2 separate regions of the Homo sapiens genome follow, and region 2 is linked to region 1. A link is an interaction called in ENCODE POLR2A ChIA-PET data of the cell type or tissue named here. Cell type or tissue: HepG2. All regions are shown on one strand. Each heading gives the region's core, and the rest is flanking DNA. Links, peaks and the distances in the headings are about the cores only.

What was found. Peaks named below come from ENCODE experiments on the same cell type or tissue, not always from the same donor. Only the 100,000 strongest peaks of a DNase experiment are listed, where the experiment ranks them.
Region 2: POLR2A ChIA-PET joins it to region 1 with 13 read pairs; 13 of 35 experiments call an interaction of 5 or more read pairs at or near these places.

Annotation. Positions count from the first base shown.
Region 1 is chr1:32,242,385-32,257,902 of GRCh38, forward strand. It overlaps FAM167B (family with sequence similarity 167 member B), which reads left to right and starts at 4,838. Exons shown (of 2, transcript NM_032648.3): 1 at 4,838-5,298; 2 at 5,987-6,472. The coding sequence starts at 5,038. The coding sequence ends at 6,217. LCK (LCK proto-oncogene, Src family tyrosine kinase) reads left to right here and starts at 8,881. Exons shown (of 13, transcript NM_005356.5): 1 at 8,881-8,987. RefSeq lists enhancers at 6,096-6,255, 7,484-7,693, 7,884-8,093, 8,144-8,233, 11,374-11,453 and 2 more and silencers at 10,974-11,073, 11,094-11,173, 11,234-11,283. In HepG2, for the core only: a CTCF peak has its summit at 5,973; DNase peaks (open chromatin) are centred at 5,977, 7,847 and 8,427; H3K4me3 peaks cover 1,115 bases.
Region 2 is chr1:32,344,478-32,359,995 of GRCh38, forward strand. LOC124903949 (a long non-coding RNA gene) reads left to right here. Exons shown (of 2, transcript XR_007065661.1): 2 at 3,929-4,622. It overlaps LOC105378629 (a long non-coding RNA gene), which reads right to left and starts at 7,387. Exons shown (of 3, transcript XR_947157.3): 1 at 7,133-7,387; 2 at 6,777-6,861. LOC124903933 (a long non-coding RNA gene) reads left to right here and starts at 7,125. Exons shown (of 3, transcript XR_007065642.1): 1 at 7,125-7,178; 2 at 8,235-8,325; 3 at 8,979-15,518. RefSeq lists silencers at 4,711-5,005, 6,934-7,453 and an enhancer at 8,658-9,172. In HepG2, for the core only: CTCF peaks have their summits at 6,795 and 7,607; DNase peaks (open chromatin) are centred at 5,014, 7,054, 7,584 and 7,924; H3K4me3 peaks cover 1,598 bases.

The DNA of each region.
Region 1 (15,518 bases), core at 4,892-9,891:
GTCAAAAAAGAGAAAAGAAAGAAGAAAGGAAGGAAGGAGGGAGGGAGGGAAGGAAGGAAGGAAGGAAAGAAAGAAGGAAGGAAGGAAGGAAGGAAAGGAAGAAAGATAACTATCTCTTCCACCATACCCTGGTGGAAGGGCTGGAAAGTGGGTGTGAAACTGGGAACTGCCTACTTCCTCCCATACATAAGAAACTTGGGTTGGGGAAATCCTTTGGTCCACCTTAAATGCTGCAGCTGTGTAGCTGGCGTCCCTCCTCGACCTCGCAGCTGGAAGTCCCTGCCTGAGGGCGCCCTCTGTGCAGCCCACTTCTGGCTGAGTCCAGACCTCAAGAACCCCATCAGCTATCCACCATCGTTTCAGCAAGTGTGTATTACCTGTACAGTGAGTTAGCTGGGCCCTGTGTTTGGTGCTGGGGCCCAGGGATGACTGGGGAAGATTCTGTTCACAGGGTTTTCAGTCTGGCAAGAGACACAATTAAGCTGGTAAAATTGCAGGACGAGAGCTGAGCTGATTTACCACAGGACCCATCTATTCATCCATCCGTCTTCTTTTTCTTTTGTAAATATTTTTGTGGAGATGGGGGTCTCCCTGTTTTGCCCAGGCTGGTCTTCAACTCCAAGCCTCAAGCAATGCTCCTGCTGCATGGCCTCCCAAAGTGCTGGGATTACAGGCATGAGCCACCATGCCCAGCTTATTTTATTTATTTATTTATTTATTTATTTTCTTTCTTTCTTTTTAATTGAGAATAAAGGAATAGGGCTGGGTGCGGTGGCTTACCCCTGTAATCCCAACCCTTTGGGAGGCTGAGGTGGGTGGATACCTTGAGGCCAGAAGTTCAAGAACAGCCTGGCCAACATGGCTAAATCTGGTCTCTACTAAAAATACAAAAATTAGCCAGGCATGGTGGTATGTGCTTGTAGTCCCAGCTACTCGGGAAGCTGAGGCAGGAGAGTCCCTTGAACCCGAGAAACGGAGGCTGCAGTGAGCTGAGATCGCACCACTGCACTCTAGCCTGGGCAACAGAGCAAGACTCTGCCTCAAAAAAAAAAAAAAAAAAAAAAGCCAAGCGAGTTGGCTCACTCCTGTAATCCCAGCACTTTGGGAGTCCAAGGCAGGCGGATCACTTGAGGTCAGGAGTTCAAGACCAGCGTGGCCAATATGGTGAAACCCTGTCTCTACTAAAAATAGAAAAATTTGTCAGGCATGGTGGCTCGCACCTGTAGTCCTAGCTACTTGGGAGGCTGAGGCAGGAGAATTGCTTGAACCCAGGAGGTGGATGTTGCAGTGAGCTGAGATCACGCCACTGCACTCTAGCTTGGGCAATAGAGTGAGACTTGTATCAAAAAAAAAAAAAAAAAGAAAAGAAAAAAGAAAGAAAAAGAATAGAGGAATAGGGAGAGGAGTGGTGGCTCATGGCCATAATCCTAGCACTTTGGGAGACCGAGGCAGGAGGATCACTTGAGCCCAGGAGTTTGAGACCAGCCTGGGCAACATGGTGAAACCCCAACTCTACCAAAAACACAAAAAATTAGCCAGGTGTGGCATGGGCCTGTGGTCCCAGCTACTTGGGAGGCTGAGGTGGGAGGATCACTTGAGCCTGGGAGGTGGGGGTTGCAGTGAGCTGAGATTGCACCACTGCACTCCAGCTTGGGTGACAGAGTGAGACCCCGTCTCATTAAAAAAAAAAAAAAAAAAAAAAGAGGCCGGGCACGGTGGCTCACACCTGTAATCCCAGCACTTTGGGAGGCCAAGAAGAGCGGATCACGAGGTCAAGAGATCAAGACCATCCTGGCTGACACGGTGAAACCCTGTCTCTACTAAAAATACAAAAAAATTAGCGGGGCATGGTGGCAGGCACCTGTAGTCCCAGCTACTTGGGAGGCTGAGGCAGGAGAATGGCATGAACCCAGGAGGTGGAGCTTGCAGTAAGCCTAGATTGCACCACTGCACTCCAGCCTGGGCGACAAAGTGAGACTCCGTCTCAAAAAAATAAAAAAGAAAAGAATAGGCTGGGCGCAGTGGCTCACGCCTGTAATCCCAGCACTTTGGGAGGCTGAGGTGGGTGGATCACTTGAGGTCAGGAGTTCGAAACCAGCCTGGCCAACATGGCGAAACCCCGTCTCTACTAAAATATACAAAAATTAGTGGTGGCAGGCAACTTAATCCCAGCTACTTGGGAGGCAGAGGCAGGAGAATCTTTTGAACCCGGGAGGCGGAGGTTGCAATGAGCCGAGATTGAGCCATTGCACTCAAACCTGGGGGATGAGTGAGACTTCTCTCAAAAAAAAAAAAAAAAAAAAAAGAGAAGAAAAGAAAAAAAGAATAAAGGAATAAAACAATGGTACTTCATAGATACAGAAGCCTTTTTTTAATTTTTTATTTTGAGACAGGTCGGCCTCTGTCACCCAGGCCTGGAGTGTAGTGATGTGATCAGGGCTCACTGCAGCAGCTTTGCCCTTCTGGGCTCAAGCAATCCTTCCATCTCAGTCTCCCAGGTAGTTGGGCACAGGCATGTGCCACCATGCCCTAATTTTTTTTTCTTTCTCATCCTCTTTCAATCCTGTTATTTATTTATTTATTTTTTTGAGACGGAGTCTCGATCTCCTGACCTCGTGATCCGCCCGCCTCGGCCTCCCAAAGTGCTGGGATTACAGGCGTGAGCCACCGCGCCCGGCGAGACGGAGTCTCACTCTGTTGCCCAGGCTGGAGTGCAGTGGCGCAATCTCGGCTCACTGCAAGCTCCGCCTCCCGGGTTCACGCCATTCTCCTGCCTCAGCCTCCCAAGTAGCTGGGACTACAGGTGCCTGCCACCATGCCCAGCTAATTTTTTTGTATTTTTTTAGTAGAGATGGGGTTTCACCATGTTAGCCAGGATGGTCTCGATCTCCTGACCTCGTGATCCACCCACCTTGGCCTCCCAAAGTGCTGGGATTACAGGCGTGAACCACCGCGCCTGGCTGAGTTCAAAACCATTATGAGCAACAGAGGAAGACCTCATCTCTATCAAAAACTTAAAAAAAAAAAAAATTAGCTGGGTGTGGGGTCTTGGCCCTGTAAGTCCCAGCTACTGAGGAGGTCAAGCAAGAGAATCACCTGAGTCCAAGAGTTCAAGGTTGCAGTGAGCTGTAATCCCACCACTGCACTCCAGCCTGGCAACAAAGCAAGACCCTGTCTCGAAAAAAAAAAAAAGCATAAATTGTAAAATTCCAGACCAGCAGCAGCAGCTGGGATGGGAATTTGGTAGAAATGCAGATTACCAGGCCCCACCCCATACATACTGAATCTGAAACTCTGGGTGGTGGGGCCTAGCCATCTTAGCAAGCTTTCTAGGTGATTCTGATGCATGCTAAAGTTTGTGAACCACTAGAAGGCATATAAACAGAGAAAACTATGCTGTTAGAATGAGGGTGGTGTTACCCTTAGATTAGTGACAGGCCAGGAGCACATGGGAGGCTAACAGCGGTTCCTGGGTGCTGGTAATACTCTGTTGCTTGATCTGGGTGCTGGTTACATGGATGTGTTCAGTTTGGGAGAATTCATCGAGCCATACATTCATTTATTTACTTATTTACTTATTTTTTGAGATGGAGTTTCGCTCTTTTTGCCCAGGCTAGAGTGCAGTGGTGTGATCTTGGCTCACTGCAACCTCCGCCTCCAGGCTCCAGTGATTCTCCTGCCTCATCCTCCTGGGTAGCTGGGATTACAGGCATGCACCACCACGCCCAGCTCATTTTGTATTTTTAGTAGAGATAGGGTTTCACCATGTTGGCCAGGCTGGTCTTAAACTCCTGACCTCAGGTGATCTGCCCGCCTCAGCCTCCCAAAATGTTGGGATTACAGGCGTGAGCCACCGTGTCTCCATGCATTTATGATATGTACAGTTTTTCTGTGTGTATGTTACACTTCTTTCCCCTTCCTTCCTTCCTTCCTTCCTTCCTCCCTCCCTCCCTTCTCTCTCTCTCTCTCTCTCTTTCCTTCTTTCTTTCTTTTGACAGAGTCTTGCTTTGTCACCCAGGCTGGAATGCAATGGCTCGATCTCGGCTCACTGCAACCTCTGCCTCCCGGGTTCAAGCGATTCTCTTGCCTCAGCCTCCCAAGTAGCTGGGACTACAGATGCATGCTACCACACTCGGCTAATTTTTTGTATTTTTAGTAGAGACGGGGTTTCACCGTGTTAGCCAGGATGGTCTTAAACTCCTGACTTCGTGATCCGCCCACCTCGGCTTCCCAAAGTGCAGGGATTACAGGCGTGAGCCACTGCACCTGTCCTTCTGTGTGTATGTTATGTTTGAAAACAAAGTTTAAAAAAGGGAACTGCTCTGGTTGAAGCCCTGGGAGGGGCAGGGAGATGGAAGGCAAGGAGCCCATCCACAGCTCTGTCCTTCTCCTGCAGGCAGCCCTTGAGGGCTCCTTAGAGTATTAGCTTGAAATCCTTCATCTGTCCCAACAGAGCTCTGAGAAGGTCAGTGACTTGCCCAAGGTTCTGCAGAGCCAGCACTAGAACTCAGGTCTCCTGACTCCCAGGCCAGGGCCCTGGAGGCTAGTCCTTTCCTGAAGGGCTGGTGTCACGAGTAAGGACAAGGGGTGGCTAGGCAGCCTCCTTCCTGATCTCAGCTCCCTTAACATGAGTCTTGGGAGGAGGGCCAAGACTCTGGTATGAATGATGCTTTTCTCATCCTGGAGCAACTTCCTTTCTGGGAATTGGGTGTCTCCTTCTGGGCAAAGACAATAAAATTCATCCAAAGGGCCAGAGGAGCAGGGTTCCTCCGGCCCCCACCCAGATGGGCATCACGTGGCTCCCAAGTTAGCAGTCCAGGAAAATTCCAGCCCTTGCATACTTGGCCTCACACACCCATCTGCTCACTCACCCTGGCACATTCAGCCCCCCTAACCCACCTTGAACATTGACCACCACACACTCCCTGGCACGCTCTTCTCACCCTCAACTTCTGCCACCTCTCCCTGGGCAATACTGCCAGCCTTTCCCTAATCTCAGAGCTGCAGCCCTGCCCTGTCACTCACCTCAAACCTGCCATGTCCCTGGGGCTACTGAAATTCCAGGCAGTGGGTGAAGAGGACGAGGAGGATGAGGAGGGGGAGAGCCTGGACTCTGTGAAGGCACTGACAGCCAAGCTGCAGCTGCAGACTCGGCGGCCCTCATATCTGGAGTGGACAGCCCAGGTCCAGAGCCAGGCCTGGCGCAGGGCCCAAGCCAAACCTGGACCAGGGGGACCTGGGGACATCTGTGGTTTCGACTCAATGGACTCCGCCCTTGAGTGGCTCCGACGGGAGCTGGTGAGTCTGGTGGGGTGGGCAGCTTTGCCCAGGGCCTTCAGGCTGGTCCTCCTTAGGGTCCAAGACCACAGGCATGGGGAAGGGATGAGAATGGACCCTGCCTCCAGCAACCGCCCGCTCCGGTGTCCTGGGCTGAGGAGCCGGGAATGGACTTGTCCAGTGTTGTATTCAGGGAGGCTTGCTGAAGAAGGATTCCATCCAATCTACTGACCTTGTGCTCCTGTTGCTTAGGGGACAGAGCACTGGTGTTGGGGGGTGTGGGGCACCATTATAAATAGGGAAATACACAGCCTCCCCTACTCTGGGACTTTCTATGGCCTAAAGATACAGCGAAGTGCAAAAGGAGGCACTGGCCATGCTGCAGGCAGATTCTGAAGAGGTGAAGTTTCAGTAGGTGGCTCCCAACTCAACATGTGCAAATATAAAGATACCCAGGCTCCAACACAGAGATTCTGCTTAGTTGATTTGGGATGGGGCCCAGGCAGTTGGATTTGCTTAATAATGACTCCTTAGCTGGGTTTGAGAACCACCAGGTGAAGCCAGATTGGGAGATAGGGAGAGATCAAGCTGAGGTGAGAGGGGGCTGGGGAGGACACAGTCAGTGCAAAGGCCCAGCGTTGCCAGGAAGGGAGAAACGGCGCGCGGCCGAGGGCCTGTCCAGTAGGCTCACGCCCCCTCTCGGCCGCAGCGGGAGATGCAGGCGCAGGACAGGCAGCTGGCAGGGCAGCTGCTGCGGCTGCGGGCCCAGCTGCACCGACTGAAGATGGACCAAGCCTGTCACCTGCACCAGGAGCTGCTGGATGAGGCCGAGCTGGAGCTGGAGCTGGAGCCCGGGGCCGGCCTAGCCCTGGCCCCGCTGCTGCGGCACCTGGGCCTCACGCGCATGAACATCAGCGCCCGGCGCTTCACCCTCTGCTGAGGAACACCTGTGCCCCCCGACTCCCCGCCCCCTCTCCCAATGCCGCTTCCCCTGCCTGCCTGGGAAGAGGAAAGGGAGGGGTGCCCCAGAGGCACCAGCTCCTGGCGGGGGAGGAGGAACATTCAGGTTTCTGAGAGCTGAATTCCAAGAGTGCAAAACCCCAGCATCCTGTTTCCTCTGCTGACCCAGCTGGGAGGGGGAGGAGGAGGAGCTCACACCCTCAAACTCCTCAATAAACGCTTTCTCTGGTTCCCATCAAGGTCTCTTGCAGTCGTTTATTCAGGCCCAAGGCCGCTATCTGAATGTCGCCTGTCACTGGGACCACCCTAGTTCACTGCAGGCCCATGGGAGGTGACTTAGGTAAATTGGGCTCCTGAAGAATGCAGAATCTGAGAGACATGGGTTCAAAGCCAGCTACCCCGTTTATTTCTTTTTGTTGTTGTTATTTCTTCTGCTTCTTTTTTTTTTTTTTTTTTTGAGGCAGAGTCTCACTCTGTCACCCAGGCTGGAATGCAGTAGCACAATCTCAGCTCACTGCAACCTCCGCCTCCGGGGATCAAGCGATTCTCCTGCCTCAGCCTCCCAAGTAGCTGGGATTACAGGCGGCCACCACCTCGCCTGGCTAATTTCCTTTCTTTTCTTTTCTTTTTTTTTCTTTTTTTTGAGATGGAATTTCACTCTTTCGCCCAGGCTGGAGTAGTGGCGCGATCTTGGCTCACTGCAACCTCCACCTTCTGATTTCAAGCGATTCTCCTGCCTCAGCCTCCCAAGTAGCTGGGATTACAGGTGGCCACCACCTCGCCTAGCTAATTTCCTTTCTTTTCTTTTCTTTTTTTTTTCTTTTTTTTGAGATGGAATTTCACTCTTTCGCCCAGGCTGGAGTAGTGGCGCGATCTTGGCTCACTGCAACCTCCACCTTCCGATTTCAAGCGATTCTCCTGCCTCAGCCTCCCGAGTAGCTGGGATTATAGGCACCCGCCACCATGCCCGGCTAATTTTTGTATTTTTAATAGAGACAGGGTTTCAGCATGTTGGCCAGGCTGGTCTCAAACTCCTGACCTCAAGTGATCCACCTGCCTGGGGTTTCCAAAGTGCTAGGATTACAGGCCTGAGCCACCGTTTATTTCTATTCGACCCTGAGGAGCTCCCTTAACCCCTGAGTCTGTTTCCTCACCTCCACAATGGAGATGCTGATTCTCACTCCACAGGCAGCAGATGTGCCTTACGGGAGATAGTGCACAGTGAGCGCTCAGTGAATATGAACTATTACTCACTCCCAGCGCGGCAGTCTTTCTACTCTGTGCTGAGACAGGGAGATGGACCGTGAAGTGTTCAGGCTTACATTGCAAGGGAGTCTGGGCCCTGCACCAGGCTTGGAGCTCCAACTCTAGGCTCTGTGTCACTGTGAAGGTTTTTCACTTTGTCTCTCTCAGCCTTTGTTTCTGTGTTACCCTCTTTGTCTGACTTTCCAACTCAGGCTTCCTCTTCCCCCCACCTATTTCCTGCCCCCACTTCTCTCTGCAGCTGAGGTGCACACAGCATCGCTTCCACCTCACAAGCCCCAACAATGCTCTGTGGGTTCCCCTCCCCCTACCAGCTCACTCAGGCAGTGACGCATGTGCACTTTCCTCCTGGTGGGGTCAAGGCCGAGTTCTTGGACCTGATGAGGCCACCTGGAGTTCCTCATATCACTGGTGACCTGGCCCTCAGCTAATGATGGGTGCCCCCTCAGCCTGGCCCCAGGGGAAATGGAAATTCTTTGCCTGCCTGCTGCTCGTGACAATCTTCTTGCCTCCTGCTTATAACAGAAAGTCCTGACAGTCTGTGGCCTGCACCTGGGGGCCTGAGCGGCCCTGTTTGCTCTGTCTTCCACCTGTTGCAGGAGATAGTGCCAAGCCCTCCACCTCTGCCAGGGGCTGTGGCCTTGCCTCTACCTGAATTCGAACTGTTGCCCTACTCTCCAACCATGATTAATGGGTGTTGTCCTGGCCTCTGACTACAGCAGGGGCCGTTACTATGCCCTCTTGAAGACATGAGGTTGTCCTGTCTGCCTCCTGAAACAGGCTGTTTTCCAGCATTCTGTCTGTAAGAGGGATGGTAGCCTGCCATTCACCTACCCTTGACTATAATAAAGCTACTGTTCCATGCCCTGAGATGACATGGGAATTGTTCTCTCGGCCTGACCTGACTGTAACATGCATGGTCTGCTCACCAGCTATTTAACAGGGATATTGTCCTCTCCTCTGACTCTGAACGATGCTACCTTTGCTGCCAGACAGAAACAAAAGGGTCTCTCAGCTGCAACGGTGGTGCTGAGGTGCTGTTTGCCTCTCACCATAAGCTGAGTGTGTGTCCGCTTGCCCCCTGCTCACTGGGCCCAAAGGCTGCCCTTGAATCTCTTGCCCAGATGCACCCTGGAGGGCAGAAGGGAGGGTCTATCAGACATCCTCCCCTCAACTTTAAACCTCCCAGTGTCACCCTGGGACAGTAGGGGAAGATGGACCTGGTCTGGAGATGTAGGGGACCCCCAGGGGCTGAGAGGCAGGGGTCTATGGTGGCAGGAAGCTTGGCGTGCTAGAGGGTTGTGGTTGGGCTGCTGGGGCCCGGTTGGCTGCGGAGCCCTCCGGAGGAGGCAGGAAGTCAGGGTGGGACGTGGGCGCGGGGAGACAGGTGGTGGCTACGACGGCGAAGGGAGCTGAGACTGTCCAGGCAGCCAGGTTAGGCCAGGAGGACCATGTGAATGGGGCCAGAGGGCTCCCGGGCTGGGCAGGTAAGGAGCGCTGGTATTGGGGGCGCAGGCGCCGGGGTGAGAGGCCTGATAGCAGACGGCTGCAGCTGTGCGGGCCCAGGCTCCCTAGGGATGCAGCAGCCCTTTGTGGCTGGGGAGAGAAGATCCTCGCTCAAGGTCAGGTGGGAGGCAGGCAGTGTAGCTGGGTCGCCTCTTTCCTGCGAAGCTGGTGTCGCTTGCCTCTGTCGTGCTGTCCACCAGTGGCCCCACCTGACTGGGAGCGTGTTTCCTGGACACCAGGCACATGGACAGTCAGGTGTTAAAAAGGCTTCCAGAAACCACCAAGCCCAGTCCCTCAGGCCATGAGGATGAGGCTCCTGAGGCCCAGAGAGAACAAGGCACTCACTGCCCACGGTTTCTCAGCAAGGCAGTGGCAGGGCTGAGAGTGATGGCTGAGGCTGTGGCCACCCCGCCTGGAGCAGGGTGATGGACAGGCTGGACTCAGAGGACCCAGGAATCCTTCTGGTTTCTGGGGCAGACCCCAGTGACAAGAATCTCCTGAGAAAGAGAGAGAGAGAGAGAGAGAGAGAGAGAGAGAGAGAGAGAGACAGAGATCACCCAAGGCATCCAGATGGACATGCGAGGAGTGATTTTAGCCTCAGCGATCGAGGGAAGAATCTCCTGATGGGCGTGAACTGATATGTGTGGGGGTGTCCATCATCTGGGATGGAGCTCCAGGGTGGATGGACATATCTGATCTGAGTATGGGAAGTTGGAAGTGAAAGAGAATGATGGGAGAAAGGAAGAGGAAGTACTATTTTTATCCCAGACAGGGGTGCAGTTGGTCCTGGGTGAGGAAGCGCTGAACTTCCATCTGGAAAGTCACCATTCCTGCCCCTGCCAAGCGTCACAGCAGGATGTCCTCCCCTCGCCCCTGGCTCCCTCCCGCTTCAGCCCTGCCTGTGTAGGGCCAGTTGGTTTTGCTGATTCCTGCTTCAAACCCCAGGGAGGTGGAGAGAGACTGGGGAGGCATAGTTGCTACCTGCTCACCTCCTCACTTTTTAACTCTGAGCCTTAATTTTTTTGGGAAGTCCTCACTCAGCCAGATTTCCAGGTTTCCCCTGCTTCGTTGGAGTTTTTCTTGACACACACTTTCCGCCTAGTCAGCTGGTCCCAGCCTTTCTCCTGTCTACAGCTCCAAGTCCTGTAGCCTCTTGTGGGGGCTAGGGAACATGGTGGCTCTCCTCGCACTTCAGGGAGGGTCATTCACCCTGGACAGGCATGAGCAGTTCCTTCCACCCAGCCCTATGCTGACAGACGAATCAGACAGGGTCCCTTGCTCTTGGGCCCCAGGAACAGAGGCTCTTCTCAAAGAGAGAAGGGCCAAGTGGACAAGGGCCAAGAACAGGCTGAGCATTGGTTCAGAGGAGGGGAGAAGGTGTCTCTTAAGATCTGGAAAGCTTCCTGCAAGAGTCAAGACAGTTCTGAGAAGGAGAAAGACCCATTTTCAAGAGTGCGTAGGACATGAAGCCAAGGTCACTATCCCTGGATTCTGTTCCTTGGGTACCACGAGGGCAGAGACCTCAGAGCAAGACCAAAGGCCAGAGAGCCCACAGGTGTGGTGTGGAGCAGAGAATGTGCATTTCAGAGACAGGCCGACCCAGTCACAATTCCGCTGGACCATTTCCTTGAGCAAGTGGCTTCATCTCTCTCTCTGAGCTTCAGTTTACTTATCTGTAAAGAGGCAATAATCAAGCTGGGCACGGTGGCTCACACCTGTAATCCCAGCACTTTGGGAGGCTGAGGCGGGCAGATCATTTGAGGCCAGGAGCTTGAGACCAGGCTGGCCGACATGGTGAAACCCTGTCTTCGTTAAAAATGCAAAATTAGCCGAGCGTGGTGGCAGGTGCCTGTAATCCTAGCTACTCAGGGGGCTGAGGCAGAATTGCTTGAACCCGGGATGCACAGGTTGTAATGAGCAGAGATCGAGTCATTGCACTCCAGCCTAGGCAACAGAGCGAAACCCCATCTCAAACAAAAATGCCTCCCGGGTTCAAGTGATTCTCCTGCCTCAGCCTCCCAAGTGCTAGGATTAACAGGCGCGCCACCATGCCCAGCTAATTTTTGCATTTTTAGTAGAGATGGAGTTTCACTATATTGGCCAGGATGGTTTCGATCTCCTGACCTCGTGATCCGCCCACCTCGGCCCCCCAAAGTGCTGGGATTACAGGCATGAGCCACCGCACCTGGCCAGCACATAGTAGGTGTTTAAGGGAGGTGGGGCACTCCCTCCCCCTGCAAATGATGCACCAAAGGGAGGGCTGTCCACACCCAAATTATGCCCACTCAGCACCTTGGTGGGCCAGTGAACCACCCATTCCCTCACACTTGTGGTGTGGCTTTGCAAATCAGCCTGTTTCCTGTATACAGTGTGAGGAGTGTGAGAACTCAGGCAGGCTGGACTCTGAGCGGGGCCATGGGATCTACTTTAGAAGAGGGTCTCTCACGCAGCCACACACAGACACACACACACACACACACACACAAGCCAAAACACCATACATATCATGGGAAAATCTACGTGTACAGATGTGTTCAGAGGCAGGGCAGGGGCTACACATAAAACACAGACTACATCCTATAACTCCATGCACACACCCACGAGCTGATGGCTTCAAGGCCAAGCTCAATTCAGTGAAAGTAATTCTCAGTGGGGTGGGGTGGGGTAGGTGGTGAGGAGCAGGTGGGACCAAGGTACCATCCAGTAATGGGGCCTCTCACAATCAACCTCAGTGTTGATTTTAAAGTATCTGGAGCTAGGGGTTTGAGGCTGCAGTGAGCTGTGATCGCTCCACTGCACTCTGGCCTGGGTGACACAGCTAGATTCTGTCTCTAAAAAATAAACACGGCAGAGTGCAGTGGCTCACGCCTGTAATCCCAGCACTTTGGGAGGCCAAAGCAGGTGGATCACCTGAGGTCAGGAGTTCGAAACCAGCCTGGCCATCATGGTGAATCCCCATCTCCACTAAAAATACAAAAAATTAGCCAGGCATGGTGGTGCATGTCTGTAAACCTCCACCTCCCAGGTTCCAGTGATTCTCCTGCCTTAGCCTCCCCAGTAACTGGGATTACAGGCGTGTGCCACCATGTCTGGCTAAGTTTTGTGGGGTTTTTTTGGTTTGTTTGTTTTTTGTTTTTTTGAGACAGAGTTTTACTCTTGTTGCCCAGGATGGAGTGCAGTGGTGCGAGCTTGGCTCACTGCAACCTCCGTCTCCCTGGTTCAAGTGATTCTGCTGCCTCAGCCTCCCGAGTAGCTGGGATTACAGGCATGGACCACCACGCCCGGCTAATTTTGTGTTTTTAGTAGAGATGGGGTTTCTCCATGTTGGTCAGGCTGATCTTGAACTCCCGATCTCAGGTGATCCGCCTGCCTCAGCCTCCCAAAGTGCTGGGATTACAGGCATGAGCCACCTCGCCCGGCTGTTTTTGTTTCTAATTACAAAATTAGCACATTGCTGTTTTAAAAACACTCAAACAGGCCAGGCACAGTGGCTCGCACCTGTAATCCTAGCACTTTGGGGGGCCGTGATGGGAGGATCACATGGGCCCAGGAGTTTGAGACCTGCCTGGGCAACATAGGCAGACCCCATCTCTATTTAATTATTTAAAAAAAAAATAAAATTTAAAACTCAAACAGTAAGAGGCATATAAAGAAATACAAGAAATGCAGCCTCCTCCAATCCCACTTCTGGGATATGCCCATCGTGAAAAATTTGGTGTGTGTCCTTCCAGATTTTCCCATGTATGGCTGCTGAAAAACATGGAGGTTAAGTCTAGTCTCTGCAGGCTGGCAGACCGGGACTCACTTCACAACTCCACTGCTCATTTGTTTGTTATGAGGCCTCAGACAAATCATTTTACCTGGTTTGGGCCTCAGTCTTTGCATCTGTAAAATGGGGATAATAATAGCACTTCATAGGATTATTATGAGAATTACATGAAATAATGCAAATAAAGGCTTAGCACAGAGCTTATTTAAAAGAATCCCCTGTATACATATGTCAATGCAAATAGGCATATACTCTGCATTCTGTTCTGCAACTTGCTTGCCATGGTGTATGCGGGATGTCTTTCCGTGTCAATACATGTCAATACAAAATACCTCATCCTTTTAACTGTTTCACTAAACGTTAGCTTGGTAAATGGTTAACGGTGGTGATTTTGAAATGTTACTTCCTGGCAAGTGTTGCTGTCATGTGCGGCCATGTTGTCGGCAGTCACAGATATTATTGATCAGTGAGCTAACTACAAGCCTTATAGCCTCCTGTGAAAATGAAGTGACCCACCAGAGGGGCACCCACCTCTGTCACAGAGGGCAGGGCCAAATGCATGGGACGCTCTCTGTCTGCTTACTTCTGCATCCTCAGCTCTAGGTCAGAATCTGGCACATAGGAGGTACCCATTAAATTTATTTTTTTTTTTTTTTTTTTTGAGACAGTGTCTCAGTCTGTTGCCCCGGCTGGGGCACATGGTGTGATCATAGCTCACTGTAACTTCACACACCTGGGCTTGAGTGGTTCTCCCACCTCAGCTTCCTGAGTAGCCTAGGACTACAGATGTGTACCACCATGCCCAGCTAATTATAAAAAAATTCTTGGCCAGGCACAGTGGCTCATGCCTATAATCCCAATACTTTGGGAGGCTGAGGCAGGAAGATCTCTTGAGACTAGGCATTCAAGACTAGCCTGGGCAACATAGCAACACCCCGTCTCTATTAAAACATAATAATAACAATACAATTTATTTATTTATTTATTTAGTTATTTATAGATGGAGTCTTGCTCTGTCACCCAGGCTGGAGTGCAGTGGCACTATCTCAGCTCACTGCAACCTCTGTCTCCGGGTTCAAGCAATTCTCCTGCCTCAGCTTCCCAAGTAGCTGGGACTATAGGCACATGCCACCAAGCCCGGCTAACTTTTGTATTTTTAGTAGAAATGGGGTTTCTACTAAACTCCCAACACTTTGGGAGGGTGAGGTGGGTGCATCATCTGAGGTCAGGAGTTTGAAACCAGCCTGGCCAACATGGTGAAACCCTGTCTCTACTAAAAATACAACAAATTAGCCAGGCGTGGTGGCAGGCGCCTGTAATCCCAGTTACTTGGGAGGCTGAGACAGGAGAATTGCTTGAACTCGGGAAGTGGAGGTTGCAGTGAACCGAGATCGTGCCATTGCACTCCAGCCTGGGCAACAAGAGCAAAACTCTGTCTTAAAAAAAAAAAGTGTGTGGAGATAAGATCTCACTATTTTGCCCAAGCTGCACTCACACTATGTATGGTCTCAAGCAATCGTCCTACCTCACCCATTACATTTTTGTCAATAGGCCAGCTCCTTTAATCCACAAGCAGCAGCCTAAGCCCAAAGTTCTCTCTTGCAGTGTGGCATTTCCTAAAATATGACCTGTACACCACTCAGGTGTGTAAGTGATTTTAGGGGATAATGGATGACCATTTACGAATGTTAATTTATGTGTTTATTTTAGTGTGCGCTGTTGTTTCACTTCTATTTATGTCTCATGATTCTGGTTTTCCATTTATGGTAGTAAAGTTTCCATTTTAGGTACATATATCAAACGTGAAAAGGTAGCCCGTGGAAGTGCCAAAAATCATGAAGGAAAATGAAAATGATCAATCATTTTAGCCTGAAAGATGTTTAAGGCCAGTGTCTATGTAGCAAGCACTATGTTAAGCATTTTATTATATGAGATCATCTATATATCACGTATAATGCTCACCACAGCCAGCCTTAGATGCAAGTCTTATTTTTGTCATCATTTTGCTGATGAAGGAACTGAGGGAAGTGCAGAGGTTTAGTAAGCTGCCCAACAACCTTCTGCCAGTAAGTCTTGTTTTTTTTTTTTTTGTTTTTTTTGTTTTTTTGAGACAAGGTCTTGCTCTGTCGCCTAGGCTGGAGCGTAGTGGCCCAATCTTGGCTAACTGTAGCCTTGACCTCCCCAATCTCAGGTGATCCTCTCACCTCAGCCTCCCAAGTAGCTGGGACCACAAGCATGGGACACAAAGTCCGGCTAATTTTTGTATTTTTTTTGTACCGACGGGGTTTTGCCATGTTGCCCAGGCTGGTCTCAAACTCCTGGGCTCACGTATCTGTCTGCCCACCTTAGCCTCCCAAAGTGCTGGGATTATAGGTGTGAACCACCACGCCTGGTGCCCTTCTGCCAGCAAGTGATTGGGAGAACCTGGATTGAATTTGGGTTGCCATGGCATGGACATGGTGAACTGAGCTTCCAGAGCTGCCAGACTCCCAGAAACGTTTATAAAGCAGTGTGGATTGCCAAGCTGTAAGTAAGGCTCCATCCTAATAAAACTGTCCATGATACAAAAAGCACACCAAAGTACCCAAGGGAGCGGACTCAGTAAAAGGGATTATCAGGTATATTCACGTTACTGGTTGGGGGACTTCTACTAAAATACCAATTAGAATAATTGCTCTATATCCCTTATTTATAGCGATACTTGACTAGCAGAATCAGTTCTATGTTCAAGACACTCCCAATT
Region 2 (15,518 bases), core at 3,974-8,973, 100 kb after region 1:
GTGCTGGGATTACAGGCATGAGCCACTGCACCAGGCCTAAATTCCCCTTCTCTTCTGCTTGTTCAGAGAGGTCTCATATCCCTAGCGACCCTTCCCTAGTGCCTCACCTCTCACCACTGTTGCATTGGGGAATACACATACTTTTGGGGGGACACATTCAAGCCATAGCACTCCAGTTGGCCTGCTGAGCTTCAACTCGACTGGCTTCTCAGTTCCTCTGAGTGCTGAGCTCCGTCCTGCCTCAGGGCCTTTGAACATGCTGTTTCCTCTGCCCAGCATTCCTCTCTACTTGCTAAATTTCTACTCTTCTCTTTTTTTTTTTTTTTTTTTTGAGACGGAGTCTCACTCTGTCGCCCAGGCTAGAGTGCAGTGGCACAATCTCGGCTCACTGCAACCTCCACCTCCCGAGTTCAAGCAATTCTCCTGCCTCAACCTCCCGAGTAGCTGGGATTACAGGTGCCCACCACTATGCCCAGCTAATTTTTGTATTTTTAGTAGAGATGGGGTTTCACCATGTTGGCCAGGCTGGTCTCAAACTGCTGACCTCAAATGATCTGCCCGCCTCGGCCTCCCAAAGTGCTGGGATTACAGGGGTGAACCACTGCGCCCGGCCTACTCTTCTTTTAAAACCCAGATCAAGCCACTCCCGAGGAGCTTTCCAGAGTCCCCAGGAGGAAGGACTGGCTCTTCCCACCATAGACTCCATCGCTCTGAGCTTTGGGCTCGGCACCTCTCACACCTTACTTACCTCCTCCACTGCCCAAGCCAGGAACCTGGACTGATCTCAGCTCATTGCTCCTCTCCATGCCTCGCCCTGTGGAAGACCCTTCATTCACCTGGGCTGGGTTACGTCATCAGCTTCTCACTGACCTCTCTGCCAACCAGTTCTGCCCCTCCAGACATTCTCCACTGTCTCAGGGTCACTTTCTAATAGAGGGTGCTCAGCAGCTATTTGTTGACAGACAAAGTAAACGAGGGGAGGAATGAACAAAGGCGTGACAGAAGTGTAAAAACAAATGTGCTCCCCTTGGATTTTAACCTTTCAGTGGCTCCCTATTGCTCTCAGGACCAAGCCCGAGCCTTACATTTAAGGTATTTGCTATCGGAGCCCCACAACACACTCTGGGCTTCTGGCCAAGCCATAACCTTGCTCTCCTTCCTGCCTTTGCACAGGCAGTCCCCTCTGCCTGGCTGTCTTTCCCTGCTGTTGCAGTAATCGAGGTCAGAGATGATGGGGCCTGAACTCAAGTGGAAGGGAGAGTTGGCCAGCACCCACGTGTCTTGAGCTCATGGTTCTCCCTGCTCTCAGTGCCGGGGCTTAAGAGGGTAGCCTTGGAGTTGAAGTTCCAGGTGCCTGTTAGAATCCCCATGGAGCCATCAGGCTGGCAGTTAATACCTGAAGCTCCATCTCCAGGTAATAGTTCAGGGGTGATCCCAAATTTGAAGCCAAAGGGCTCAACGGGATCCACTAGAGAGAAAGAGTGGCTCAAGAAGGGAAGGCAGAGCCAGGCTTGGTGCGGTGGCTCATGCCTGTAATCCCAGCACTTTGGGAGGCTGAGGCGGGAGGATTGCTTGAGCCCAGGAGTTCGAGACCAGCCTGGGCAATGTAGTGAGACCCCCCATCTCTAAAAGAAAAAAAAAAAAGAAGGCAGAAGACATTTAGACTCCCATCAGGGGATCAGCTGATGGCCAGTGAGCCAGGAGCAGGGGTGTCCTCAAGGCTGGGGGAAGAAACAGCTTCCGGAAGGAGTGAGTGATCCACCATGTTAAATGCCACTGAAAGGCAGAGGAAAGGAGAGGGAAGGAGCACGGGGGACGTTCAGGAGCAGCAGCCACAGGACTCAGGGAAGGACTCAACGTGGGAGTGGGGAGGTGGGAGGGCTGAGAGGGACCGAAGGTCTGGCTTGGGAAAATGGGCAGAAGGGCGTGTCAAGCACCACGGAGGAAGCTGGGGAAGAGCAGCGGTGTGTGCATAGAAAAAGAGGGGTCGGTTTGGTCCAGGCTAAACCAAGGTGGCTTTGGGATGTCATTAGATCTATGGCCTGGAGAGAAATCTGTGTTGGAGAGAAAAAATGAGACCATCGACCACCCCTCTGTCTGTCTTTTCTCTCTCCTATATCTATGAGCTCAGCTATATGCTACTCTGAAGTCTCTATCTCCAGCCTAGATCTTTGTCCAGAACTCCCGGTGACCTTGGAGGTCACCCTGGATGTCCCATAGGGACCTGTAAAACAGACAAACAGGCCCCAGTGGACACAGATCAGAGAGGACAGAGTTGGAGGCAGGAAACCCAGGGAAAAGTCAATGGACTCGTCCAGACAAAGGCAATGGTGGCCTGAACTAGGCGAGGGAACAGGGTAGAGGAGGAGAGGATGAAGTCTAGAGACATTCCTGGATCAGAGAGCCCCAGAGATGGGGACTAGGTTCTGCGCGAAGGGAGAGGGGCTGGAGGAGGGAGGGACATGGCTGCTGCTCCGGAGAGCTGGGTATGGGGCTGCCCTGAGCTGGCCTCATTTGAGGTGGAGCCCACCTGGCTGCCAGTCTCACCTGTTTCTTTGACTGAGAGCCCCGTAAAGGGCAGGGGATGGATCATAGGGTTTTTTTGTTTCTTTTGTTTTGTTTTGACAGAGTTTTGCTCTTGTTGCCCAGGCTGGATTGCAGTAGTGTGATCTCGGCTCACTGCAACCTCCGCCTCCTGGGTTCAAGTGATTCTGCCTCAGCCTCCCAAGTAGCTGGGATTACAGGTGCCCCACACCACTAATTTTTGTATTTTTAGTAAAGACAGGGTTTTGCCATATTGGCCAGACTGGTCTCAAACTCCTGACCTCAGGCGATCTGCCTGCCTCAGCCTCACAAAGTGCTGGGATTATAGGCGTCAGCCACAGTGCCTGGCCCATAGGGGGGTCTTATGTGGGTGAGGGAGGGGGGCTCCTGTTGAGCAGTGAGTGGATGAGTCAGGGCAGCTCTTTCCTCTAGCCATCAGCAACCTCTGCCAGACCTTTGCACGGAGGCTTGGGGGAAACCCATCAAGGCCACAGTCCTGGACAGGACCTGGGAGAGTGGGTAAGAGAGGGTGCAAGGACAGGTGCCTGAGGCCTCAGACCTAGCTGACAGCCAGGGACCAATCGCCAGACCGCACCCCTCCCCTGCTTTATTTATTTATTTATTTATTTATTATTTTTTGAGACAGAGTCTCGCTCTGTCGCCCAGGCTGGAATGCAGTGGCGTGATCTTGGCTCACTATAAGCTCCACCTCCTGGGTTCAAGTGGTTCTCCTGCCTCAGCCTCCCGAGTAGCTGGAATTACAGGTGCACGCCACCATGCCCAGCTATTTTGTATTTTTAGTAGAGACGGGGTTTCACTGTGTTGGCCAGGCTGGTCTCGAACTCCTTACCTCAAGAGATCCACCCACCTCGGCCTCTCAAAGTGCTGGGATTACAGGCGTGAGCCACCGCACCCAGCCCCTCCCCTGCTTTAAACCTGTTCATGACTCCCTGTTTCTGCCTGGATAACCCCTTGTACTGGCTTTCAAGGTCTTTGAAGCTATGCCCTGGCTGGCCTCATTTTAGGGAGAGCCCGCTTGGCTGCCAGTCTCACAAATCCCCAAACCTTTCTCCACGCTGTGCCCTCTGCCTGGAATATAGCTCCCTGGGCATGTGCACCCCAGTGCCCGCCCACCTGTCAAGAACCAGCTCCAGGGACCCCTCCAGAAGACTTTCCTGACCCACCAGATGACCCACTGTGCTCCAAACTAATGTCACCTTCCTGTGACACTGTACTCAGCTGGTGCATGTCTCCTCTTTCTGTGGCACTTTGAGAGTCAGGAGAGGAGGAACCAGGCCTTTTTCATCCATTATCCCCCCAAGGAGCTCATGGGTGGGGTGGGCATGGTGGGAAGGTCAAGAGGTGATGGCAGAATCTCTTCCAGCCCTGTAGGTTTGGTCAACTCAGTGTGTGTCAATGGGAAAAACCGAGATCATCCCCTCAAAGTAGAGATAGCCAGAGTGAGGCCACAGCGATTTTATTTGGAGAATGAAGGGCAGAACCACAGAGATCTCAGGAGGGAGGGCAAAGGTAACTCATCGTCATCCACAGAGAGGGGACTCAGGATTACGCTGTGCGTCCAGGCCATCTTCCCTCCCAGCCCAGCCTTGGCACAAGTCGGCCCCAGGATCATCATGTGATAGAGCCTGAAGCCTGTCTCCCCAAGTCCCTGGAAAGTAGACATCTGTGACAATCCTCCCGAATCCCAGGGCACAGGGAGCATGGCTGAGCACGCCAGACTGCCTGGGCTCAAATTCTGTCCTGCCATGAACTGCCTGGGTGTCTTTGGACAAGTCATTTGACAGCTCTGAGCCTCCGCCTTCTCATCTGAGGACAACAGGAATAATGAGGGTACCCACCTCATGGGGATGTGATGAGGCTTAAAGAAGAAAATGCATGCAAAGTTTTAGCACAGTACCTGGCAGTGAGTATATGTGCAATAATATTAATTATTACTATTTTATCAAGAGGCCTGGATTCTGGTCCCAGTTCTGCCACTGTTTTCCCTCCCTGGGCCTGCTTGAGTTTCTGTCTATAAAGTAGGTGTTAATTGATTAAATGAGATAATGGATGCCAAAGAAGCTTCTGAGATGAGTGATTATTTCTGCCCTTTGAAGTTCACTTCCCCGAGGCTGCAGGGTGTTGTCACCCCCACTCTGTCAGGTCTTTACTGGGCTCTCCGTCTAGGCCAGGACCCGTTGCTGAAGGGTCAGCCCATCTCCTCCCTTCTGCCCACAAGGCAGAATAAGAGGAAAAGGCTGGGGTTGCCTCAGCGGGGTCTGTGGTTAGACAGGACGAAGAACTTCCTTCCGGACTGCAGGATGCTGCCCTGGGAAGGAGCCAGAGGTCGTGGGACTGATGCTGTTGTGGGGAGGAGTTGCTTCCAGGGGAATGGCCAGGCCCAGCCAGTTAAGCCAGAGTTAGCCAGTGGGGTGAATCTGTTGGGCAGTGACCTCACTTCCAGAGACCCTGATGGGGCCCTGTTTAAACTGGCCCCAGGGCTCCCAGGATCACAGACTACAAACAAAAAAGACACAGAAACACTATTCTCCAGGCACAGAGAGCCAGAGGCAAGTGGTTACCAACAAGACTACACTGTTCCGTCCACCAAGAACACTCTTCCCAAGCTCTGGAAGCGGCTGACCATCCTTGCTAGCCTCGTTTAAGACTTGCCTCCTCAGAAGTGACCTCCCGACAACACATGCATTCTCTCAGCATTTACTGTGCCCCAGCTATGTGTTAGGCACTGTTCTAGACCTGTGAACAAGACCAAGTCCCGGCATGGCGTGGTGGCTCACGCCTGTAATCCCAGCACTTTGGGAGGCCAAGGCGGGCAGATCACAAGGTCAGGAGATCGAGACCATCCTGGCTAACATGGTGAAACCCCATCTCTACTAAAAATACAAAAAATTAGCCGGGCGTGGTGGCAGACTGAGGCAGGAGAATGGCGTGAACCCAGGAGGCGGAGCTTGCAGTGAGCCGAGATTGCGCCACTGCACTCCAGCCTGGGCGACAGAGCGAGACTCCGTCCCCCTGCCCCCTCAAGAAAAGACCAAGTCCCTGCCCATCCCATATCAAGTAGCACCTGACCCAGCCCTGTTCTTCTCAAACATAACACACTGTTTCTCTCTCCAGTTTATGGCCTGTCTCCCCACCAGAATGTATGTTCCATGAGGGCAGGGACCTCAACTGTTTGCTTCACCAGTGTAAACCCAGTGATTAACTCAGTGTATAAACCTGTCACAAATCACTAAAACATGCCCTTGATAAATAATTGTTTTGTTTTTGTTTTTTTTTGAGACAAGGTCTGCTGTATTGCCCAGGCTGGAGTGCAGTGGTGCGATCTTGGCTCACTGCAACCTCTGCCTCCTGGGCTCAAGTGATTCTCCCACCTAAGCCTCCTGAGTAGCTGGGACTACAGGTGCACGCCACCACGCCTAGCTAATTTTTCACATTTTTAGTAGAGATGGGGTTTCGCCATGTTGCCCAGGCTGGTCTAGAACTCCTGGCCTCAAGCAATCTGCCCCCCTAAGCCTCCCAAAGTGCTGGGATTACAGGCGTGAGCCACCACACCTGGCCAAGCCCTTGATAAATATTCGTTGACTAAATAGACACATAGATCAGAGATAGAACACACAGAAACAGAACCACACTCAGAGGTGGTACAGACTTTCAGAGATGCACCGAAATGTGAACACAGACACACAGGATGATCACCACGACAGGGCCCTTCAAACTGACCCCGAGCTTCCCTTCCCTTGGTCATTCAGCTTCGCCTCTAGGCCCAGGGCTGGAGTCACCTTTGCTCTGACCCAGTTGGTGCCCACCCGAGTGCACCACTTTCCTGGTCCCCGACTCCCTGCACTGGGCACAGAGCTGGTATTATGTTTGAGGAGTCCTATTTGGGGCTCCTCTACTTTTTTGGGGATGTCTCCTGACAAACAGAAATTTCAACATAGTCAAATTTGTCAATCTTTTTAAAAGTATGTTTGTGTCAGCCCAAGAAGAGCGGGGAAAAATAACCCTGCAAAGACCACGCCCTGCACTCGGGGCCCCTCTGACTGCGGCTCATCTGCACAGGGTCCTGGAGCCTCGCAGGCCGCGACTGCAGCAGGCCAACCTCGTGCTCGGGCCTCGCCCCTCCCCCACGCCTCTAGCTAGGCCCCGCCCAAGACCTGCCCCTCCGCGAGCCCCCGCCCACCTACAGCGCCCCCTGTGGCCACGCCCCTCACCGGCTCTCACGGGCGCAAGGGAACTAGATGTCGCTTCCTTTTGCCCAGAAAATAGTAGTTAATATTCTGCCACCGGTGCTTCCACCTGGAGGGAAGGGAAATCGGGAAGACGGGATTGGGGCAAGTGTCCCTTCCCTCCGGGTCTGCGCCCACTCCGCCTAGCCCCGCCCCTTCCTTCCGCTCCCGGTCGCCCTCAGACCCCGCCCTTCCCACCCAGTTCCGCCCCCTCCCCTCGCCCCCAGGCCCGGATCCTCGGCTCTGGATCCGCCCCTTCCTTAGACCTCGCCCCTTCGCATAGGCCCCGGTCACCCCGTCTACTCCCCGGGCCCTCGCCCCGCCCCTCCCGGCGCACTCACGTGAGTCTCGGGCGCGCGCCGTAGCAGCTGGGCCAGCGCGCCGAGGGTACGTCGGCCAGGCCGGTGGCCGGGGGCAGCAGTAACAGGTTGCGTGCGGGCCAGTGCCAGGCGGCACCCGGAGGGTGGCGGCGCTGCGGGCTCAGCCAGTAGTCGCCCAGGCTGCGGCGGGCGGCGGGCGCCGGCAAGACCGGGCCCCGGCTGCCCCAGAAACACAACTCCTGGTCCAGGCGGTGCGGGGCCGTGGCCTGGGGCCGCCTGCGGGGGAGATGGGACAGCGGTCACCCCAGGAGAACACGACAGGCGGGGAGGAGGAAGTTGCCTCCGATCGGACGAGGCAGGGCACGGGCCGGGGTCACTCCTGGTCGATTTAGAGGGACGTGGAAAGGGACTGGAGGCCCCCACTGGCGCCTTCCCAAGGACCTGAGTGCCTCCTCCCCCAGCTGCCAGACCAGGGCGCTTTATCCAGCTGGCGCCCTCCCTCGGGCCCCCTCACTGGGACAGAAGAAAATTCACCACGAAGTGAGCAGTCTCGGTGAATAGCATGGTGTCCAGCCGGTCTGGCCCGACTTCGGCCTCTCTTTAATACCTGCCTGGGCGAGGAGGGGGAGGCCTGAAAACCCATATTCCCCCCGGGCCCGGCTGTTTTTAGCAGAAGGCCAGGAGGCGTCAGCTGGCAGAGGGGTTGGGGGCAGAGCTGGTCTCTCTCGTGAGGTCTAGTCTAGTCTGCCCCCACTAGCCGCTTCAGTGGGAGGGGGCTGGTCACCAGATCTCCAGGTTCCCCAGAGACACTCCTCCCCAGGGTCAAGGACAGAAGTGCAAGGACAAACAGAGGCAGCAGGAGGGGGCCAGGGACAGGAAGGTCAGCTGCCCATTGGAGAAACCCTTCCTCATCCCACCCAGGGCTTCCAGCCCCTGCTCACACACTTTTTTTTTGAGACAGGATCTCACTTTGTCATCCAGGCTGGAGTGCAGTGGGGCGATCATAGCTCACTGCAGCCTCGACCTCCTAGGCTCTAACGATCCTCCTGCCTCAGCCCCCCAAGTAACTGGGACTATAGGCACTCACCACCAGACCTGGCTAATTTTTTGTATTTTTTTGTAGATACAGGGTTTCACTATGTAGCCAAGGCTAGTCTTGAATTCGTGAGCTCAAGTGAATCACCGGCCTTGGCCTCTCAAGTCTAGGATTACAGGTGAGCCACCATGCCCAACCTTTTTTTATTTTCTTTTTTCTTTTTTTTTTGAGACAGGGTCTCAACTCTGGCACCCAGGCTGGAGTGCAGTGGCACAATCACTGCTCACTGCATCCTCGACCTCCTAGGGCCCTAGCAGTCCTCCTACATTAGCTGGAGGATTGCTGGGATTGCAGCAGCTGGAACCACAGGCCTGCACCACCAAGTACAGCTAATTTTTGTGTGTGTGTGTGTGTGTGTGTGTTTGCTTTGTTTTGTAGAGACTTTTGCCATGTTGTCTAGGCTGGTCTCAAACTCCTGGGATCAAGCAATCTGCCCCCCTCCCAGTCAGCTTCCCAAAAGTGCTGGGATTACAGGCATGAGCCACCACTCCTGGCTGGCCTCCCACACTCCTGATGGTGTGCTCAGGCACAAATCACGCCTCAAAGGGCCTCCTCTTCTCCCAGGCTTAGGCACACCCTGACCTGCTCCCCATGGCTTTCATGGGAGCCTTTTCCCTAATTCTATGCATGCTTAAATGGCAGCTCCTCAGCCAACTCTAGTTCAGGAGGCTGCTGGGGCTCCAGGACTCCCTAAACTGTCAGCAAAGTCCTGACACTTTCCTTCCCCAAAACTGAAAAGCCCTTGATCTGTTTAACCCTCTCTTTTTGCAGAAGAGGAAACTGAGGTTCACAATCGGGCAGTGAAAAGCCAAAAGTAAAACCTAGGCTTTCTACAACTCTGCCTGCTCCTACAAAAGGTGAGACAACCCTTCTGTGTGTCCTTGTCCAGCTCAGCATGGGGTTCAGGGCTCAGAGCCCAGGCTGGGCCCTGCTCCTCCCTGACCCCTGGGGATCCTAAGGAACATGCTGGCCCAGCTCCCCTTCCCACACTGCCAGTTTGGGCTATTTCCCCCCCAGTGACTCACACTGGCTGCCGGAGAGAGTGGGCAGCTGTTCTGAGCCCCCAGAGCCCAGTACAGGCCCTGACTTGCCCCCCAAGTTCTGCAGCCATATTTGGGAATTTAATGTTTTTCCTCCTTGGGGACTCTCCTTCCCTTAATCCCTTCCTTTTTTCCCTGTCTTCAACCATTTTTCCTTATCTTCAGCCTCACCCTCCCTGATGGCTTCTTCCATAGGCAGACAAACAGGCTCTAGTCTTTCATATCTTTGAAAAAAAGAAAGCCCTCCCTCAACTCCACATCCTTCGCCAGCTCCCCTCTGCAGCCAGCATTCTTGAAGGAGTTGTATACACACGTTGTTTCTACTTCCTCACTCAGCCCCTGCAATCTGGCTTCCTCCCCCACCATTCCACAGGAACAGCCTGCCAAGGTCACTGCTGACCTCCTTGTTGCTAAATCCAAGGGATGCTTAAAAGTCTTTATCTGCCTTGACCCCTTAGCAGTGGCCAGCTTTGACACAAATACTCCTTCCTCTTTCAGATACTTTTAGGCCCTTGTATTTCTGGACACTGTGCACTTTTGATTTTCTTGCTATCTTATGGGTTGCTGCCACATGGCAAATTTCTTATCCTTTGCTCACTGCCTAATCATGGTTGTTCCCAGGCCTGCTACAGTCTGTCCCCAGGGAGTCTCATCAGCTCCCATGCCTTCAGCATCCAGCCCATGTCAGAAACTCATGTCTCTTTCTCAGTCCAGCCCTCTCCCCAACCCCACACCTGCCTCCTGGACCCCTCCTGCTGGATGTCCCACCTCTCAGGAAACAGGCTGCATACCTGCCCTCCCTCCATGTTCCCCAGCTTAGCCATCTCCCAGTTGTCTGAACCTGAAATCTGGACTTGGTTCTAGATTCTGCCCTCTCTCGCCTTTTTTTTTTTTTTTTTTTGAGACAGAGTCTTGCTGTGTCGCCCAGGCTGGAGTGCAGTGGTGCAATCTCGGCTCTCTGCAACCTCTGCCTCCCGGGTTCAAGCAATTCTCCTGCCTCAGCTTCCTGAGTAACTGGGACTATAGGCGTGCACCACCATGCCCGGCTAATTTTTATATTTTTAGTAGAGATGGGGTTTCACCATGTTGGCCATGCTGGTCTTGAACTCCTGACCTCATGATCCACCCTCCTCGGCCTCCCAGTGCTGGGATTACAGGTGTGAGCCACTGTGCCCAGCTTCTCTCACCCTTTTCATCCTCAAGCAGCTATGAAAACCTGTCCTTTCAGGACGTACCTAAAATCCCATAGCTTCTCTCCACTTCCGCCACCAACACTTGAGCCAAGGGCCCATCACCTTTCACCTCCTGCAGCAGCCTCCTGACCTGTCTCCCTGCTGCCACTCTCAATCCCCTGTGTGGTCTGTTCCTATAGGGCAGCTGGGTGTGTCTTTCCAACATAGGAATATGTCTCCCTGCACCATGTCTTTAGCATCAAGTTCACCCAACCCATGCCCCTGCCAACCCCAGTATTGGGGCATTCCTCAGTCTTTGCCTGGGTAACAGCTTCTCATCCTTCAGTTCAAGCGTCCGTTCCTCATGAGAGCCATTTCCAAACTCCCAGCCAGGCAGGTGGCTCTGCTATTTCTTCTCCTCACAGCACCAAGGCCTCTCCTCTGTGGACATCGCAAGCAGTCATTCACAAACTAGTCTAATCTGCAGATTCCTGAGCCCTCCTGTTCTAGATCCTGGGGATGTCAGGAGGAGGACAGTCCAGCCCCTGGCCCCTGTCATGTAATGGGGAAGACAGGCATTAAGCTGAGATCAGGAATAGATACGGACACTGAAGGCAACACAGTGGCCATGCAGGCCCTAAGGATGGTGGTCAGGGGGACTGTCTTTGAGGGTGATCTGTGGGGTCAGGGGAAGCTATTCCAGGCAGAAGGGATGGTGTACTTAAGGTAGGAGGAATGTTTTGTGATGATTTGAAAGGTGTCCAGTGTGGCTGCACAAGTGATGTGAAGAAGCCATTGATGAGGTTTAAATAGGAGACTGACCCAGCTGCGTTTGTGGTCTTTATAAAATAATTCTGGATTGGAGGAATCAATTGAGGAAGGAAGGAGGGAAACCTGGCAGGGAGCTGCCGGGATAATTGGGTGAGTAGTAAGGGGGGCCTGACTCAGGGCAGTGGCAGTGGATTTGGGGCAGACTGAACTGTGGTTGCCTGTACTGGAGTCAGGGAAGAGGGAGGGAATGAGAATGATTCTGGTCTTCCTACCCTAATGGTGGGTGGGAGAGGGCAGTGGGAACTGGACCACCCATATCCCTGTGGTGACCGTACCTGCAGTCCCTCATCCATCCTTTGTCTTTTTTCTTTTTTTTTTTTTTTTGAGACAGAGTCTCGCTTTGTCACCCAGGCTGGAGTGCAGTGGCACGATCTCAGCTCACTGCAACGTCCACCTCCCGGGTACAAGTGATTCTCCTGCCTCAGCCTCCTGAGTAGCTGGGATTACAAGCACACGCCACCATGTCTGGCTCATTTTTGTATTTTTAGTAGAGACGGGGTTTCACCATTTTGGTCAGGCTGGTCTTGAACTCCTGACCTTGTGATCTGCCTGCCTCGGCCTCCGAAAGTGCTGGGATTACAGGTGTGAACCACTGCGCCTGGCCATCTTTTTTTCTTTTATTCATGCAGTGACATGATCTCAGCTCACTGTAGCCTTGACCTTCCAGGCTCAAGCGAGCCTCCTAGCTCAGCCTCCTGAGTAGCTGGGACTACAAGCACACGCTACCACACCCGGCTAATATTTTTAATTTGTAGAGACGCCATGTTGTCCAGGCTGGTCTTGAACTCCTGTGTTCAAAAGATACACCTGCCTCAGCCTCCCAGAGTGCTGGGATTACAGGTGTGAGCCACTGCACTGGCCTCATCCTTTTTCTTTTCTTTCCTTCCTTTCCCTTTCCTTTTTCCTTCCCTCCTTTCCTCCCTTCCTCCCTTCCTTACTTTCCTTTTTCTTTCTCTTTCCTTGCTTCCTTCCTTTTCTTCTTTCTTTCTTTCTTTTCTTTCTTCCTTCCTTTCTTCCTTTATCTCTCTTTTCTTTCTTTCTCTCTCTCTTTCCCTTTCTTTTTTATTTTTGAGACAGAGTCTCACTCTGGTGCCCAGCCAGGAGTGCAGTGGCATGATCTTGGCTCATGGCAACCTCAACCTCCTGAACTCAGGTGATCCTCCCGCCTCAGCCTCCCAAATAGTTGGGACTACAGGCATGTGCCACCACGCCTGGCTATTTTTTTTTTTTTTTTTTTGTAGAGACAGGGTTTTGCCATGTTGCCCAGGCTGGTCTCAAACTCCTGGCCTCAAGAGGTCTGCCCACCTCAGCCTCCCAAAGTGCTGGGATTACAGGCATAAGCCACCATGCCTGGGCACCCATCCTTTTTCTTAGAAGAGCAGATGGAGGCCCCTAAGAGGTAGAAGGCTGCTAATAAGGCCTAGGACAAGGCAGAGGGGAGGAGAAGGGAAAGTTGGGTCCGAGTCCGGATGTGATGAGGTTTCAGGGAAAGTGGCATCTGGGGTTTCCTCAGAGCCTGGAAATTCCACTGTTTCCGGGACCACTCTGAGATCCCCAAATCCTGAGATGCTCAAACCCTGAGGCCCAGTCCTTGTAAGTCCTGGGGGCCCTCTAGGGGGTGTGAGTCTGTATCTGGAGGTCCACAATCCCCTGACAAGTTTCAAGGTGGTGAGTAGGATTCTTGACCGTCCCTAATGCCAATGTACAGTTCGGGTGAGGCACACCCCACGCCTGTTACCTGCATGATCCCATGTCATCCTCATGTAATCCTTGGAGGCACATAGCTTATTTATTCCCATGGCACCTATGAGACTTCAAAGGGTTAAAGAACTTGCTCAAATTCACACGGCTAGGATGAGGCAGAGTGAGGATTTGAACCAAGGTTTGACTGACATCAGAGTCTGTGCTTTTAACTCCTGTGCTATATTAAGTCTGGCGACCCCCCTGGTTGATTGGCTCAGTAAGAGGAGGAGGATTTGTGGGGGATTTGCTTGTGGTTGGGGTGGCTGTCCCCCTCTCATATCAAGCGATGGGAAAGGGTAGCGCTGACGTCGATTATTGCCATGGTGATACAGCAACCCTTTCCCTGCTGTCTCCATGGTAACCTGGGGGGTCCATCTGTACTTCGCCCCCTCCTTCTAAAAGGGGGTCCCTTAGGGAGGGGCTGGCTAATAAGGTGTCTGGGAAATAAGTCAGGGAAGGCAGTGATTGGAGCATCCCCCTTTGCCTGGCCCCTCCCCATTCCTCAGGCCCAGAGAGTAAGGCTGGGATCTGCATTGGGTCCTGCACTGGGGTCCGGGGACAGATGTAACCTTTAGGGTGAGGGAGGCAGCTCTGTCTTTTCCACCTGGGGATTCCCTTGGAAATTCCCCTGCCCCCAATCCCCCCACCAAGTTCTTAGGCTCCTGAACAGAACTGCTAGGAAGTTGGCAGAGAGAGGCAAGAGGGTTTCCTCAGCCCTCTTCAGGGCTGGACATCACCCAACCCCTGGGGACAGTGTCTTTGGCTGTCTGGCTGTCTGCTGTCCCTTGAAGCCAAAGGTAGGAGCAGCAGCCGTAGCAGTCTCTCTTGCTTATCAAGTGGTAGCTTTGGCAGTGATTCCTGCATGGTGCTATACATACAGGTCCTTACTGAAACTTTCTACCAGGTGTCAATTAGCCCTACTTAACAGATTTGAAGATGGAGGCTCAGAGGGGCTAAGTAACTAGCTCAAGACTGCACAGTTAGAGAAACAGCAGAGTTAGGACTTGAACTCAGCACTAGTTTCGGCCAGTGGCTCTTCCAGTGGAAAGGAGTAAGAAGAAACAGAACAGGATGGAAGAGAAGAGAAATAGGAGAATGAAGTGACCCAGGTAGGAGCCTGTCGTGCTCTGCCTGCCTGCAGAACAAAGTTCAAACTCCTTCACCTGGTACGCAAAGGTCTCCTTGATCCAGCTTCTCTTCTGTTAACCCATTCCTGGATCCCCTGCATTCTATGCTCTGAAAGGGAAAATGATGTCAGATTCAGGGCTGGGTTCTCAGTACCAGGCATGGCCCAGGAAGGTGTTGATGAAAATTGATGAACTGAGTTTCTTGAAATTGTCCTTCACTTTCCTGCCTCCAGGCCTTTACCCACAATGCTTCCTCCCCAAAGGGAATGCCCTTTCTCTTGCTCATGGACATTCTAGAGCTAACTAGCCCCATTGGCAAGGACTGCGTCTAGAATCTTTGTATCCCTCACAAATCAGGTACGTGGGATGTGGCAGTAACTGGTTTCTAAATTTTTTTTTTTTTTTTGAGATGGAGTCTCACTCTGTCACCTAGGCTGGAGTGCAGTGGTGCGATCTCAGCTCACTGCAAGCTCCACCTCCTGGGTTCACACCATTCTCCTGCCTCAGCCTCCCGAGTAGCTGGGACTACAGGTTCCCGCCACCACGCCTGGCTAATTTTTTTGTATTTTTAGTAGAGACGGGGTTTCACCATGTTAGCCAGGATGGTCTTCATCTCCTGACCTCATGATCCACCTGCCTCGGCCTCCCAAAGTGCTGGGATTATAGGCGTGATCCATCATGCCCAGCCTAATTTTTTTTAGAGACAGGATCTCACTCTGTTGCTCAGGCTGGAGTGCAGTGGTGTGACCTTGGCTCATTGCAGCGTCAAACTCCTGGGCTCAAGCAATCTTCCTGCCTCAGGCTCCCCGGTAGCTAGGACTACAAGCACACGCCACCATACCTGGTTTTTTTGTTTTGTTTTGTTTTTAGAGATGGGATCTTGCTGTTTTCCATGCTGGTCTTGAACTCCTGGGCTCAAGTGATCCTCCTGCCTCAGCCTCCCAAAGTGCTGGGATTACAGGCCTGAGCCACCATGCCTGGCCTATTTTTTTTTTTTTTTTAAGGAAAGGAGGGTTGAGAAGAGAGGAGAAGGAAGTGGGAGAGATGGAAAAAAAGGAAGAATGAGAAGGATTCACTATTTGGGGGCTGGCAGAGTCCAAAGAGACCAGCTGATGCCTTTTTTTTTTAAACCAGTGAGGAAATAGGCCCTTTTAGTAAGCCTCCTACATGGGGACTGCCTGGGAGAGCATTTTATGTGGAAACTGAGAAGGGTATCCCTTTTGGGTGACGTGGAATTTTAAGGTGCTCTAGGGAAAGCTTGGACTTCTCTACCCTATGAGGATTAGAGGAGGGTGTTGAATCAATTGTCCTTAGATCTCAGGGGACAGGAGACTGAACCTGACCTTTAGGTTACACTCCCCCCGTAACAAAATTGGAAAGTAGAATATACGGGCTCAT